Linked DNA regions of Homo sapiens: region 2 is linked to region 1. Evidence: read pairs that join two places in POLR2A ChIA-PET (ENCODE). Cell type or tissue: PC-9. All regions are shown on one strand. Links, peaks and the distances in the headings refer to the core of each region. The heading gives the core; the rest is flanking DNA.

The links. Peaks named below come from ENCODE experiments on the same cell type or tissue, not always from the same donor. Only the 100,000 strongest peaks of a DNase experiment are listed, where the experiment ranks them.
Region 2: POLR2A ChIA-PET joins it to region 1 with 10 read pairs; 2 of 35 experiments call an interaction of 5 or more read pairs at or near these places.

Annotation. Positions count from the first base shown.
Region 1 is chr3:87,646,241-87,654,578 of GRCh38, reverse strand. No RefSeq gene overlaps it. Among named protein-coding and RNA genes, the nearest start is that of HTR1F, 140 kb to the left of the region's middle. In PC-9, for the core only: no CTCF peak of the experiment used is centred there; no DNase peak of the experiment used is centred there.
Region 2 is chr3:87,730,726-87,739,063 of GRCh38, reverse strand. It overlaps LOC105377198 (a long non-coding RNA gene), which reads left to right. Exons shown (of 3, transcript XR_941033.3): 2 at 7,314-7,622. Among named protein-coding and RNA genes, the nearest start is that of HTR1F, 58 kb to the left of the region's middle. In PC-9, for the core only: no CTCF peak of the experiment used is centred there; DNase peaks (open chromatin) are centred at 4,893 and 5,193; H3K4me3 peaks cover 1,427 bases; H3K27ac peaks cover 1,741 bases.

The DNA of each region.
Region 1 (8,338 bases), core at 251-8,250:
ATAAGGAAATATAAAGAACATGATTCTTATATATTATATTTAGACATATTTATAAGCAATCAAAGTTTCAAGATTTAAATAACACTGTAAAATTGTTTTTTATTTCCCATGTGCATCACTTGTGAATACCATGCTAAACCTTGAAAATCTCCAAAACTACAAGTTAGAAGATGAAGAGAAACAAATAATGCCTAGTCGGCAATATAGGCAAACAGTACTTTGCTAAGAAAGAACACATTTCCTTGAGTCCAGAAGATGGCCGAATAGGAAGAGCTCTGGTCTGCAGCTCCCAGCAAAACCAATGCAGAAGGCAGGTGATTTCTGCATTTCCAACTGAGGTACCCAGTTCATCTCATTGGGATGGTTAGATATTGGGTGCAGCCCATGGAGGGCAAGCAGAAGCATGGTGGGGTGTCGCCTCACCCAGGCAGTGCAAGGGGTTGGGGAACTCCCTCCCCCAGCCAAGGGAAGCCTTGAGGGACAGTGCTATCCAGCCTAGATACTATACTTTTCCCCACAGTCCTCACAACCCACAGACCAGGAGATTCCTTTGGGTGCCTATACCACAAGGGTCCTGGGTTTTAAGCACAAAAGTGGGCGGCCTTTTGGGCAGACACTGAGCTAGCTGCAGGAGGTTTTTTTTTTTTTTTTTTTTTTCTGTACCCCAGTGGTGTCTGGAACATCAGCAAGACAGAACCGTTCACCTGCCTGAAAGGTGGCTGAAGCCAGGGGGCCGAGTGGTCTTGCTCAGCAGATGCCACCTCCATGGAGCCCAGCAAGCTAAGTTCCCTTGGCATGCAATTCTCGCGGTCAGCACAGCAGTCTGAAGTTGACCTGGGACACTGGAGCTTGGTGTGGGGAGGGGCATCCACCATTACTGAGGCTTCAGTAGACAGTTTTCCCCTCACAGTGTAAACAAAGCCACCAGGAAGGTCGAACTGGGAGGAGCCCACCACAGTGCCACAAAGCCGCTATAGCCAGACTGCCTCTCTAGCTTCCTCCTCTCTGGGCAGGGCATCTCTGAAAGAAAGGCAGCCAGCCCGAGTCAGGGGATTATAGATAAAACTTCCATCTCCCTGGGACAGAACACCTGGGGGAAGGAGTGGCTGTGGGCACAGCTTCAGCCGACTTAAATGTTCCTGCCTGCCAGCTCTGAAGAGAGGAGCAGATCTCCAAGCACAGCAATCAGGCTCTGCTAAGGCACAGACTGTCTCTTCAAGTAGGTCCCTGACCCCCATGCCTCCTGACTGGGAGACACCTCCCTGCAGGGGTTGACAGACACCTCATACAGGGAAGCTCCACCTGGCACCTGGCGGGTGCCCCTCTGGGATGAAGCTTCCAGAGGAAGGAGCAGGCAGCAATCTTTGCTGTTCTGCAGCCTCTGCTGGTGATACCCAAGCAAACAGGATCTGGAGTGGACACCCAGCAAACTCCAGCAGACATGCAAAAGACGGGCCTGACTGTTAGAAGGAAAACTAACAAACAAAAAGCAATAGCAAAAACATCAACAAAAAGGATGACTATACAAAAACTCCAGCCGAAGGTCACTAACAGCAAAGCCCAAAGGTAGATAAATCTACGAAGATGAGGAAAAACCAGTGCAAAAGGCTGAAAATTCCATAAACCAGAGTACAACTTCTCCTCCAAAGGAACACAACTCCTCACCAGCAAGGGAACAAAACTGGACTGAGAATGAGTTTGACGAATTGGCAGAAGAAAGCTTCAGAAGGTGGGTAATAACAAACTCCTCTGAGCTTAAGGAGCATGTTCTAACCCAATGCAAGGAAGCTAAGAACCTGGATAAAAGGTTAGAGGAATTGCTAACTAGAATAACCAGTTTAGAGAAGAACATAAATGACCCGATGGAACTGAAAAACACAGCACAAGAACTTTGTGAAGCATATGCAACTATCAACAGCTGCATCGATCAAGCAGAAGAAAGGATATCAGAGATTGAAGATCGACTTAATGAAATAAAGCATGAAGACGAAATTAGAGAAAAAAGAATGAAAAGGAATGAACAAAGCCTCCATGAAACATGGGACTATGTGAAAAGACCAAACCTACATTTGATTGGTGTACCTGAAAGTGACAAGCAGAATGGAACCAAGTTGGAAAACACACTTCAGGATATTATCCCGGAGAACTTCCCCAAACTAGCAGACAGGCCAACATTCATATTCTGGAAATACAGAGAACATCACAAAGATACCCCTTGAGAAGAACAACCCCATGACACATAATCACCAGATTCACCAAGGTTGAAATGAAGGAGAAAATGTTAAGGGCAGCCACAGAGGGAGGTCAGATTACCCACAAAGGGAAGCCCATCAGACTAAGAGCAGATCACTCTGCAGAAACCCTACAAGCCAGAAGAGAGTGGGGGCCAATATTCACCATTCTTAAAGAATTTTCAACCCAGAATTTCATATCCAGCCAAACTTAGCTTCATAAGCAAAGGAGAAATAAAATCCTCTACAGAAAAGCAAATGCTGAGGGACTTTGTCACCACCAGACCTGCCTTACAAGAGCTCCTGAAGGAAGCACTAAATATGGAAAGGAAAAACTGGGACCAGCCACGACAAAAACAAACCAAAATATAATGACCATCTACACTATGAAGAAATTGCATCAACTAATGGGCAAAATAACCAGCTAGCATCATAATGACAGGATCAAATTCACACATAAAAATATTAACTTTAAATGTAAACAGGCTATATGCCCCAGTTAAAAGGTACAGACTGGCAAATTGGATAAAGAGTCAAGACACGTCGGTGTGCTATATTCAGGAGACCCATCTCATGTGCAAAGACACACATAGGCTCAAAATAAAGGGATGGAGGAAGATTCACCAAGTAAATGGAAAGCAAAAAAAAAAAAAAAAGTTGCAATTGTAGTCTCTGATAAAACAGACTTTAAGCCAACAAAAATAAAAAAAAAAGACAAAGAATGGCATTACATAATGGTAAAGGGATCAATGCAACAAGAAGAGCTAACTATCCTAAATATATATGCACCCAATACAGGAACACCCAGATTCATAAAGCAAGTTCTTAGAGACCTACAAAGAGACTTAGACTCCCACACAATAATTGTGGGAGACTTTAACACCCCACTGTCAATATTAGACAGGTCAATGAGACAGAAAATTAACAAGGATATTCAGTACTCAGACTCAGTTCTGTACCAAGCAGACCTAATAGACATCTACGGAAATCTCCACCCCAAAATAACAGAATATACTTTCTTCTCAGCACCACATAGCACTTAGTCTAAAATCAACCACATAATTGAAAGTAAAACACTCCTCAGCAGATGCAAAAGAATGGAAATCAAAACAAATAGTCTCTTAGACCACAGTGCAATCAAATTAGAACTCAGGATTAAGAAACTCACTCAAAACCGCACAACTACGTGGAAACTGAACAACTTCCTCCTGAATGACTACTGGGTAAATAATGAAATTAAGGCAGAAATAAATAAGTTCTTTGAAACCAATGAGAACAAAAACACAACACACCAGAATTTCTGGGACACAGCTAAAGCAGTGTTTAGAGGGAAATTTATAACACTGAATGCCCACAGGAGAAAGGGGGAAAGATCTAAAAATCGACACTGTAACATCACACTTAAACTACAGAAGAAAGAGCAAACAAATTCAAAAGCTGTTAGAAAACAAGAAATAACTAAGATCAGAGCAGAACTGAAGGAGATAGAGACACAAGAAACACTTCAAAAAATCAATGAATCCAGGAGCTGGTTTTTTGAAACCATTAACAAAATAGATAGACTGCTAGCCAGATTACTAAAGAAGAAAAGAGAGAAGAATTAAATAGACAATAAAAAATGATAAAGGGGAGATCACCACTGATCCCACAGAAATACACACTACCATCAGAGAATATTACAAACACTTATATGCAAATAAACTAGAAAATCTAGAAAAAATGGATAAATTATGTACACATACACTCTCCCAAGACTAAACCAGGAAAAGGCCAATCCCTGAATAGACCAATAACAGGTTATGAAATTGAGGCAGTAATTAATAGACTACCAACTAAAAACAGCCCAGGATCAGATAGATTCACAACTGAATTCTACCAGAGGTACAAAGAGCAGCTGGTATCATTCCTTCTGAAACTATTCCAAACAATAGAAAAAGAGAGAATCCTCTCTATCTCATTTTATGAGGCCAGCATCATCCTGATACCAAAACCTGGCAGAGACAGAGGAAAAAAAGAAAATTTCAGGCCAATATCCCTGATGAACATCGATGCAAAAATCCTCAAGAAAATACTGGGAAACCGAATCCAGCAGAACTTTAAAAAACTTATCCACCATGATCAAGTGGGCTTCATTCCTGGGATGCAAGTCTGGTTCAACATACACAAATCAATAAACGTAATCCATCACATAAACAGAACCAATGACAAAAACCACGTGATTATCTCAATAGAGGCAGAAAAGACCTTTGATAAAATTCAACACTGCTTTATGCTAAAAACACTCTATAAACTAGGTATTGATGGAACATATTTCAAAATAATAAGAGCTATTTATGACAAACCCACAGGCAATATAATACTGAATGGGCAAAAACTGGAACCATTCCCTTTGAAAACGGGCAAAAGACAAGGATGCCCTCTCTCACCACTCCTGTTCATCATAGTATTGGAAATTCTGGCCAGGGCAATCAGGCAAGAGAAAGAAATAAAGTGTATTCAAATAGGAAGAGAGGAAGTCAAAATGTCTCTGTTTGCAGATGACATGATTGTGTATGTAAAAAACCCCATCCTCTTAGCTCAAAAACTCCTTAAGCTGATGAGCAACTTCAGCAAAGTCTCAGAATACAAAATCAATGTGAAAAATCACAAGCATTTCTATACACCAATAATAGAGAGCCAAATGATAAGCAAACTCCCATTCACAATTGCTACAAAGAGAATGAAATACCTAGGAATACAACTTACAAGGGATGTGAAGGACCTATTCAAGGAGAACTACAAACTGCTGCTCAAGGAAAAAGAGAGGACACAAACAAATGGAAAAACATTCCATGCTCATGGATAGGAAGAATCAATATTGTGAAAATGGCCATACTCCCCAAAGTAATTTATAGATTCAATGCCATCCCCATCAAGCTACCACTGACTTTCTTCCCCAAATTAGAAAAAAAAACTATTATAAATTTCATATGGAACCAAAAAAGAGCTCACATATTGAACACAATCATAAGTAAAAAGAACAAAGCTGGAGGCATCACGCTACCTGACTTCAAACCATGCAAGGCTACAGTAACCAAAACAGTATGGTACTGATACCAAAACAGATATATAGAGCAATGGAACAGAACAGAGCCCTCAGAAATAACACCACACATCTACAACCACCTGATCTGTGATGAACCTGACAAAAACAAGCAGTAGGGAAAGGATTCCCTATTTAATAAAGGGTGTTGGGAAAACTGGCTAGCCATATGCAAAAAACTGAAACTGGACCCCTTCCTTACACCTTGTACAAAAATTAACTCAAGATGGTTTAAAGATTTAAACGTAAGACCTAAAACCATAAAAACCCTAGAAGAAAATGTAGGCAATGCCATTCAGGACATAGGCATGGGCAGAGACTTCATGACTAAAGTACCAAAAGCAATTGCAACAAAAGCCAAAATTGACAAATGGGATCTAATTAAACTAAAGAGCTTCCACACAGCAAAAGAAACTATCATCAGAGTGAACAGGCATCCTACAGAATGGGAGAAAATTTTTGCAATCTATCCATTTGACAAAGGGCTAATATCCAGAATCTACAAGGAACTTAACCAAATTTACAAGAAAAAACAACCCCATCAAAAAGTGGGCAAAGGATATGAACAGATGCTTTTCAAAAGAAGACTTTTATGCGGCTAACAAACGTATGAAAATAAGCTCATCATCACTGATCATTAGAGAAATGCAAATCAAAAACACAATGAGATACCATCTCACGCCAGTTAGAATGGCGATCATTAAAAAGTCAGGAAACAGCAGATGCTGGAGAGGATGTGGAGAAATAGGAATGCTTTTACACTGTTAGCGGGAGTGTAAATTAGTTCAACCGTTGTGGAAGACAGTGTGGCGACTCCTCAAGGATCTAGAACTAGAAATACCATTTGACCCAGCAATCCCATTACTGGGTATATACCCAAAGAATTATAAATCATGCTGCTATAAAGACACATGCACACATATGTTTATTGTGGCACTATTCACAATAGCAAAGATTTGGAGTCAACCCAAATGCCCATCAGTGTTAGACTGGATAAAGAAAATGTGGCACATATACATCATGGAATACTGTGCAGCCATAAAAAAGAATGAGTTCACACCCTTTGAAGGGACATGGATGAAGCTGGAAACCAGCATTCTCAGCAAACTAACACAGGAACAGAAAACCGAACACCTCATGTTCCCACTCATAAGTGGGAGTTGAACGATGAGAACATATGGGCACAGGGAAAGGAACATCACACACTGGGGCCTGTCGGGAGTGGGGGACTAGGGGAGGGATAGCATTAGGAGAAATACCTAATGTAGATGATGGGTTGATGCGTGCAGCAAATCCACCATGGCACACGTATACACATGTACACGTAACAAACCTGCATGTTTTGCACATGTGTCCCAGAACTTCAAGTATAATAAAAAAAGAAAGAGAAAGAAAGAAGAAAGAAGAAGAAAGAAAAGAAAGAAAGAAAAAGAAAGAAAACAAAGAAAGAAAGAAAGAAAGAAAAGAAAGAAAGAAAGAAAGAAAGAAAGAAAGAAAGAAAGAAAGAAAGAAAGAAAGAAAGAAAGAAAGAGAAAGAAAGAAAGAAAGACTTTTCCATCCTACTGAGAGAAAGGATTGGACAAATCAATTTATTTGCCATTTCTCTTACCAAAGATCTACCACTGTTCAAAACTGGACCCATCCTCTGAAGTAGTGTCAATCTCAGATGTTGGCAGCAGCAAAATCCTCAAGCTGTCATTGCATTTGGCCACAGTCACATTTTGTTTCAAGGACATAGGTAAAACGATGCAGAGAGCCTACTATCATGCTCCTATACCTAGCAGATCAATGCATACACTTCTGATTAAATATGTTTCACTTTTATTCACAATACACACAAAATAATCCCCAAATATTACACCCTGGCTTCACTTACAAACATAGTTAATAGCTGAACCTAACAATGTCTACTTATTTTACTACTTTTTCTTTCTGATTAGCCCTAGCCATTATAGACAGTATTAGAAAAACTACCAAAATGGTTAAAAGACCTAGGAGAGTTAAAAGTCATTAATTTCAGTTTTTAAGAAAATTAATGCTACTTAATATTTTATTTACTTGAAAAAAAGGATTAAAATGATACTCTGCTTAGAAGGATGAAATAATAAGTTACTCATTCATTAAACAATTAGCTGACAGATTTAGCACTCACAATGTAATGATTTGCTGAATGACTTTTCCTAATATGTTTAAGTCTCTTAGAAAATTCTTTTCACTATTTTTCTATGTCACAGAAGGTAGTCATTTTGTGTCTAATAAAGAGGGAGAAATTATATTGTTGTAAGACTCAATGCTGTTATTATCTATTTTTAAGTTCCAGCCAAACCAGCTGAAAGATATTAAAAATAAATTACTAGCATGCAGGTATCATAGGTAGATATTGTGCTATCACCAAAAGATAATGGACAAATGGCAGATGAAATGCACAGTAGATAAGGTGCTATTCGTAACACTGAACATGCTTCCTGATAAATCATATACTGTCTAATTAAGACAACAGAAATGTGCACACTGAGACACAAGCTTGTCTAGTATCTATCATGTGAGGATGGGTATTATTTAATTTATTATGCCTTTACTAAATAATTAAGCTATTTTAGTTTTAAATAACTTGTATATTTTAATCAAGGCAATGGGATACGTTGTTATAATTCTGGTTGTGAAAGCAGCCATGGATTGTGTGCAGTTGATATTCATTAAGGCTTTATTGGTTTATCAGCCCAAATTTCTCTGATATGTCAGCCACCTCTTTCTTTACCTTTCTAGTCATGTGCATCATATTCCTTTTTCAGACATCATTTCTGTACCTCTGTAAGAGTCACCCTGGAAGTTCTTATTTTTCTACCCAATTTCTGATATTAAAATGTTATATTTTAGTAAAAGAAAATGCTCACACTTTTTAGTAAGCATTTAAAATGTTTGTATGGTTTGCATTGTTATTAATTCAATAAACATTGGTAAAGTACACACCAGGTAGCATTCCTACTGCTAGGGATTCATTGACAAAAGAGGAAGACCCCCATGT
Region 2 (8,338 bases), core at 43-8,042, 85 kb before region 1:
GCTAAAAGTTAACAGTGTAACATGTATTATAGTAACTTCTAATCTTGTGGCCTTAAGACAGTCTAGTCCACAGACATAAAAGAAGTTTGCTTTGGAAAAGAGTGGTTATCATCTTCGAAAAAAAAAAGAGGGGGAGAAAATGGGGGGCAGAATTTATGTAAAAAGAGTGGTATATGGTAAATTCTTGTCCTGAAATAAATTAACTGGTTGTTTAAAGAAAGAAACGTTTGTAATAAGTCAGAAAGTTGAGATGTGTCGAAGAATTGTCTGTGAAAGTTGTGAAAGAGAAAAATGTTATAAAGAAAGAATTTATGCAAGAAATGTTGTATAATTTAAAAGTTACTAGAATGTTAATTGGAAAGAAAATTCTGTGTGTAAACATTGGTTAAAGTTAAAGAGGTATCATCCAGTTTTTCTGTAAACTGGACATTAAAATAAAAGCATAACAGGTTTTTCTTAAAGCACCAACCTGCTCTTTAGCAAAAATTATATAAGGTTAAAAAGAGTCTATAAAATCTTATCTTATGGTCAAACATTAAAAATTGAGTAAATATGTATACAAAGTTTTATTAAAACTAAGTTTAACATTAATAGCACATTAATGTAAAGGTGAAATTTAACTTATCTGGTATAAAAATCATACAAGAAGCATTATTAAATATAAAATGGTGTTTGGCTTTCTTTGGTCTAAAATCTAATAAAAATAGGTGCTAATGGAAATTTCTCAGTAAGAAGGCACCAAAGACTATAAGGTCCGCTGCTGATGTCCCCACATTTAAAACAAAAAGTCAATTTCTTAGAAATTATATACTTGGTTTATCTTCCACTTTCCTTTCCCTTAAAACTAAAAGTCTTTTAGCACATGTACCACACCTAGAATTTCCAGTAAACCAGCACCAGCCTGAAGATCACCTTCTTATCAAAGTGTAGAAAGAAGAAAAACTCAAGCCGGCCTAGGAAGGACCCTACCTTGTGCTGCTAACCACCGAGACTGCTGTTCCTACAGTGGAAAAGGGATGGACTCATCACATCTGAGTCAAAGTGCCACACCCTCCAGAGTCATGGGCCACAGTCCCAGGGGAAAATCCTACCAAACTAAAGCTAAGAAAAATTTAACCCTTTCATCTATTCTATTACTCTTTCTTCTTTCTTCGTTCTATTGCTGACCATCTGGTTATTAACACAACCAAGTCAATTTTGCCTCAAACTATTGCATTTAATGCTTGCCTTGTTATACCCTGTGGGGACTTGCCAAGTCAGAGACAGCTTTCTACTTCAGAAAAGTACTTCTGTCCCTCCTGACTCTCCTCAGACTGGGCATTAGTAAACTAGGACCATTTAATCTGGGGAGATTTTGATAAAGACCCCAGTGCCAACCAGGAGTCTTGCCCCCCGATGTAGAGCTTTCATGCCATAGTTGGTCCAACATTCTATGGACCACTAAAGAGCAAGGATGGACTGCCCCAACCTGTTTTTATAATTTCCTAAAACCATACATTCATTTTACTAGAGGATGATAGAAGTTAAAGACTTAAAACAAACTTTAGCAATTAAGACAGGATACCAAGATGCAAATGCCTGGTTAAAATGGATCAAATATTCCATCTGCACGTTAAACAAAAGCAATTGTTATGCTTGTGCACATGGCAGGCCAGAGGCCCAGATTGTCCCCCTTCCATTAAGATGGTCTTCTAGTTGGCCAGGCATAGGCTGCATGGTAGCTCTTTTCCAGGATTCTATAGCCTGGAGTAATAAGTCACCCCAAGCTCTCTCTGCTATATCCCAAAGTCCGGCACCCTGTGGGTCAGCCCCCGAGGGCCATCCAGCCTCCCTCTTCCGATACTAAGTTCACTTCGTGTCTCTCATGACAGGGAGGAAACTTAGCATTCCTTGGAGACCTGAAAGGATGCCATGAGCTTAAAAATTTTCAAGAGCTTATCAGTCAGTCAGCCTTTGTTCATCCCCAAGCAGATGTGTGGTGGTATTTTGGTGGACCTTTACTGGGCACTCTGCCGAATAACTGGAGTGGCACTTGTACTTTAGTCCAACTGGCTATCTCTTTCACCCTGGCATTTCATCAACCAGAGGGAGGAAAAATAAGACTTCATAAAGTGAGAGAAGCCCTTTATGGGTCTTTCGACTCTCACGTCCATTTAGACACAATTGGAGTCCCACGGGGAATACCGGATCAATTTAAAGCTTGAAATCAAATAGCTACAGGATTTGAGTCAATATTTTGGTAGGTGTCAGTTAATAAAAATGTAAATTGGATAAACTACATCTGTAACAACCAACAGCAAAGAGCTTTTCATGAGTTAAAAGAAAAACTCATGTTGGCCCCAGCCCTGAGGCTACCTGACCTGACAAAACCCTTTACACCCTATGTGTCAGAAAGAAGAAAAATGGCAGTTGGAGTTTTAACCCACACTGTGGGGCCCTGGCCAAGGCCAGTGGCCTATCTCTCAAAACAACTAGACGTGGTTTCCAAAGGCTGGCCCCCATGTCTAAGGGCCCTGGCAGCAATGACCCCATTAGCACAAGAAGCAGATAAGCTAACACTTGGGCAAAACCTAAACATAAAGTCCCCCTATGCTGTGGTGACTTTAATAAATACCAAAAGACATCATTAGCTAACGAATGCCAGACTAACTGGATACCAAAGCTTGCTCTGTGAAAATCCCTGCGTAACCATTGAAGTTTGCAATACCCTAAACCCCGCCACCTTGCTCCCGGTATCAGAGAGCCCAGTTGAACATAACTGTATAGAGGTATTGGACTCATTTTAGTCTGGTGGGCCCAACCTCCAAGACCATCCTTAAACATCAGTAGACTAGGAGCTGTATGTGGATGGGAGCAGCTTTGCCAACCCTTGCAAAATGACTCTGAAGAAGATGACAAGCCCTGCTCCAGTCACACCCGGAAGCTGACTGGTCCATGCATGGCCGAAGCATGAGGAAACTCATCGCGGGACTCATTTTCCTTAAAATTTGGACTCGTATAGTAAGGACTTCAACTGACCTCCCTCAGATTGAGGACTGTTCCCAGTGTATACATCAAGTCACTGAGGTGGGACAAAAAGTTGCTACAGTCCTATTATTTTATGATTATTATAAGGGTACCGGGACTCTAAAAAAAATTGTTTGTATAATGCTATTCTATGCAAGGTATGTTGCCCAAGCAATGACCAACCTGATGTGTGTTATGACCCATCTGAGCCTCCCATGACCACAGTTTTTGAAATAAGATTAAGGACTGAGGACTCGTAGAGGCTCATAAATGATATGAGTAAAGTGTTAGCCAAAACAAAAGAAAAAGGGGTGCCCAAACAAGTCATCTTAAAATTTGATGCCTGTGCTGTCATTAATAGTAATAAGTTAGAAATAGGATGTGCTTCTCTTAATTAGGAAAGAGGCTATATGGCAGAAAATAAGCACATTTGTCATGAATTAAGACTGTGTAGAAATGAATGTGGATGCTGGTCTTGTGTCATTTAGGCTACTTAGATAAAAAAGTAAAAAGGATCCTGTCACCTTCAGAAAGGGAAAAGTGGCCCTTCTTGTACCAGTGGTCAGTGTAACCCCTTAGAATGAGTAATAACCAACCCCCTTGATCCTCGCTGGAAAAAAAGGGAATGTGTAACCCTAGGAATCGATAGGGCTGGACTGAATCCTCGAGTAAATATCATGGTTTGAGAAGTTTATAAATGCTCTCCTGAGCCAGTATTTCAAACCTTCTATGATAAACTGAATGTGCCAGTACCAGAAATTCCAGGAAAAACAAGAAATTTGTTTTTGCAGTTAGCCGAGCATGTAGCCCAGTCTCTAAATGTCACTTCAAGTTATGTTTGTGGAGGAACTGTAATGGAAGGTCAATGGCCATGGGAAGCCTGAGAATTAGTGCCTATAGACCCAGTTCTTGATGAATTCCCAGCCCAAAAGAATCACCCTGATCATTTCTGTGTTCTAAAAGTCTCAATTATTGGACACTATTGTATAGCTAGAGAAGGAAAAGAATTCACTCATTCTGTAGGACGACTTAGTTGCCTGGGACAAAAACTGTATAATGGTACCACAAAAACAGTTACACGGTGGAGTTCAAACCACACAGACAAAAATCCATTCAATAAATTTCCAAAGTTGCAGACCGTTTGGGCCCACCCAGAATCCCACTGGGACTGAACGGCCCCCACTGGGCTATACTGGATATGTGGACGTAGAGCCTACACTAAGCTGCCTGATGAGTGGACAGGAAGTTGTGTTACTGGCACTATTAAACCATCTTTCTTCCTACTGCCCATAAAAACAGGTGAACTCCTGGGCTTCCCTCTCTATGCTTCCTGCGAAAAGTGAAACATAGCCATAGGTAATTGAAAAGATGATGAATGACCTCCTGAAAAAATTATACAATACTATGGGCCTGCCACTTGGGCACAAGATGGCTCATGGGGATACCGGACCCCCAATTACATGCTCAACCGAATCATATTGTGGCAAGCTGTCTTGGAGATCGTTGGTAAAGCCTTGACTGTTCTGGCCTGGCAAGAAACTCAGATGAGAAATGCTATCTATCAAAATAGATTAACTCTCGACTACTTGCTAGCAACTGAAGGAGAAGTCTGTGGAAAATTTAACCTTACCAATTGCTGCCTGCAGGTAGATGACCAGGGGCAAGTAGTCGAAGATCTAGTTAAAGACTTCATGAAACTGGCACATGTGCCTGTACAAGTATGACACGGATTTGACCCTGAGGCCTTGTTCGAAAATGTTTCCCAGTGCTAGGAGGATTTAAAAGTCTTATAATAGGAATTATAGTAGTAATAGGAACCTGCTTACTGATCCCTTGTTTACTACCTGTACTCATTCAAATAGGTGAAAGGTTTCAACACTACTCTAGTTCACCAGAATGCTTCAGCACAAGTGTACTACATGAATCACTATCGATCTGTCATACAGGAAGACGCAGGTAGTGAGGATACAGATGAGAACTCCCACTAATAAAATAAGTGAGAGTCTCAAAGTGGGGAATAAGGAAGGAGACCACCCCCCATATTGCCCTATGCTCAATTTCTGCCTCAAAGAAAAAGTAGGAGTTAAAGAAAAGACAAGAAATAAAATCAGTCAGACAGCCCTGCGCTGCATTTCAAGCCTGGTAGCTGAAGATCTAACCTAACCGGTTATGTTAATAGAGTCCAGACAACCTGGCACTGCATTCCAGGCCTGGTAACTGAAGATCAAACTGCTTAGAGTTGTGAGTCCTTAAAAGGGACAGGAATTGTGCACTCAGAGAGCTCGGCTCTTGAGACAGGAGTCTTGCTGATGCTCCTAGCCGAATAAACTCTGTCCTTCTTTAACTCGGTTACTGAGGGGTTTTGTCTGCGGCTCTTCCTGCTCCAGTATATTTAACATATTTATTAGGAACCAAAGCCAAGAATCCTAGTGATGCTAAATGGCCCTCAGTGGTGTTTGGTTTTGCATTGGGACAGGAAATGTTCCTCATGTCTAGCGATTATTAATTTTATTATTTATATCAGGTTTACATGTTTAATGTTACATCACTTTTTGAGATCATTTTTACTAAATCTAAATATTTTTTGTTGTTTTCTGTAAACATTGTATACAAAATCAATGTCACACTTGGCAAAAATGAACAAATTTTATTATTTAAATAACTTCAAACTGATATTCTCTATAGGCATTTTCTTATCACTGTTAAACACTATATGTTGCTGTTTATTCAGTTTTCTTTCAGTTCTAATAAATGCACCTGCTCCTTTTTGTATGCAAGTGACACATTTAATGTTCTTTTAATCAAGAATGATTAAGTGAAATTGCAGGATTTTCATCTGAACTGTTCAAGTTCTGAATTTGAGGTGATACTTTTTTTTTCTCATTTTCATTATTTTGATTAAAAAATAAATCTTCATTAAATTAATCATTTGTAGTATCCTGTATGCTAAACTTAGGTTGGTCATGTTTAAGTAAAATCTAGTTTCTTTCTTTTTTTTCACTTAAATAAAAATAAACAAGCTACCATTCTAAAGAGTTTTTTTATTGTTTTCAACTTCTTTGGCTCTTCACGTTTATGTATACTATGATGTAAACGTGAAGTTACTTTCAATCATCTAAAAGACTGTAATTGCTTTCCCAGTATAAGAAATTAAATACATTTTCACCAAAGTATAGTAATGTAAAAATAACTAAAACTTATTTTCCAAAAAGTTTTATCTTGAAATTAAAATGCAAAATATAACTTCTAAATAATAATTTCAAAAATTAATTCAAATAATTGTATTAAACTGAACATTTTAATTTAATATTCTCAAACATTTAGTTAAATCCTATTAAACATTTAATAAAATAATGTTCTTTTACATACTACATGAAAGTGAAGTATTCATATGATAAGTCTAGACCTAGTAATGAGAATTGTGTAATATAGTAAATTTGTCATGTCTACCTTCTATGACTGTTAGGGTTTATGTACTAATGGGAAATTTTTTGCTCTGTGAGAATGTATTGTGTTCATGCTGACAGGAAGGAATTGACTAGGTAATTATATCGGTTTTTCTCCTATTTAAGCACCTCTGCCATTCATATCTTCCTCCTTCTCAAGCTGTGTTTGTGTCAGATAGGGAAGCTATAGAATTCACAGACTTTCCTGGCGACTGGATGCAATCATCTTTTGTTTTGGAGGACATAGGCAAGAAATGTTTCAAAGCTTTCTCTTGGGGCCTGAACAATTGTTAGGCGTAAGAGTTGATGCTGATGTTTAGGGTTATAGATTCGGCTATCAGCACTGAGTGTTGAATTCTGAGAGTCAGAACCCATATGTTTTTTAATAAATGATATTTATGATATGTGAGACTCTTAAAAACTTATGACCCTGACCAAGGATTTCCTTTTGCCTAGGTCTATGGGCAACAATAGGGAAAATGTCAATTTTATTTTTTCTAGTATATAAGTGAATAAATTGATCTATTCATTTTATCATTCTATTTTTTTAATTGTTCAATATTACCTGTACCATGGAGAACATAGTCACACTTATAAAGGCTTTATTTTCAGAGAAATAGTTGAGATTCATTTCAAAGAGTGTGAAGTTAAGCAGAATTTGATGATAAAATCTGATTTTTCCCTCCTCATTTCCATTTCAAAAATAAAATCCTGCAAATTTTGGCTAATGTAAAATATTTTAAATATACTGTATGACGTTCAATTAAGTTACTGTATTCAATTTAGTTGAATAAACGTTCAATTCAATTTTTAAAATGAGTTAAAAATATTTCAGAATGTGTTTTTTTTTTTCCTTGATAGTGATTCTCCAAGGGCAAATGAATTTTGACCAGGAAGACAGTGAAGAAATTTCATAAAAGTGAAATACTAATTGGAAGCTCCTATCGGCATTGGTTGATCTGACAAGTTGTGTGTATAGAAACTAGCCTATATGGAGACACGAATGTCAAAAGAAGTTTTACCGATGATAGAAATATGAGAGGATCATTATGTATTCTTCAAGAAAAAGAAATATGGCAAAGGATAGTAAAGGTAATACTGCCAAAAATATCCAGATTGTATTGAAGAAAATTGTGAAAAAAAGGACCAGAGTCAAAGTTATTTTTCTAGGTAAGTACACTTGTTAAAACATAATCATGGCCGGGCATGGTAGCTCACGCCTGTAATCCCAGCACTTTGGGAGGCCGAGGCAGGCAGGTCACAAGGTCAGGAGATCGAGACCATCCTGGCTAACATGGTGAAACCCCATTGCTACTAAAAATAAAAAAATTAGCCAGGTGTGGTGACATGCACCTGTAGTCCCAGCTACTCAGGAGGCTGAGGCGGGAGAATTGCTTGAACCCAGGAGGTGGAGGTTGCAGTGAGCTGAGATTGTGCCACTGCACTCCAGCCTGAGTGACAGAATGATACTCCATCTCAAACAAAACAAAATAAAACATAGTCATATTGGCCAGGTGCAGTGTTTCACACCTATAATCCCAGCACTTTGGGAGGCCCAGGTGAGTGGATCACCTGAGGTCATGAGTTCGAGACCAGTCTGGACAACATGGTGAATACTAAAAATACAAAAATTAGCTGGGCATGGTGGCAGGTGCCTGTAATCCCAGCTACTCAAGAGGCTGAGGCAGGAGAATCGCTTGAACCCGGGAGGTGGAGGTTGCAGTAAGCTGAGATTGTGCCACTGCACTCCAGCCTGGGTGAAAGGGCAAGACTTCATCTCAAAAAAACAAACAAACAAAGAAACCAAATAAAACTATAATTATATAAATGGATGAGCCCACCAACCAATAATGCAAATAAAATGCAAAGCTAAATTTATTGCTTAC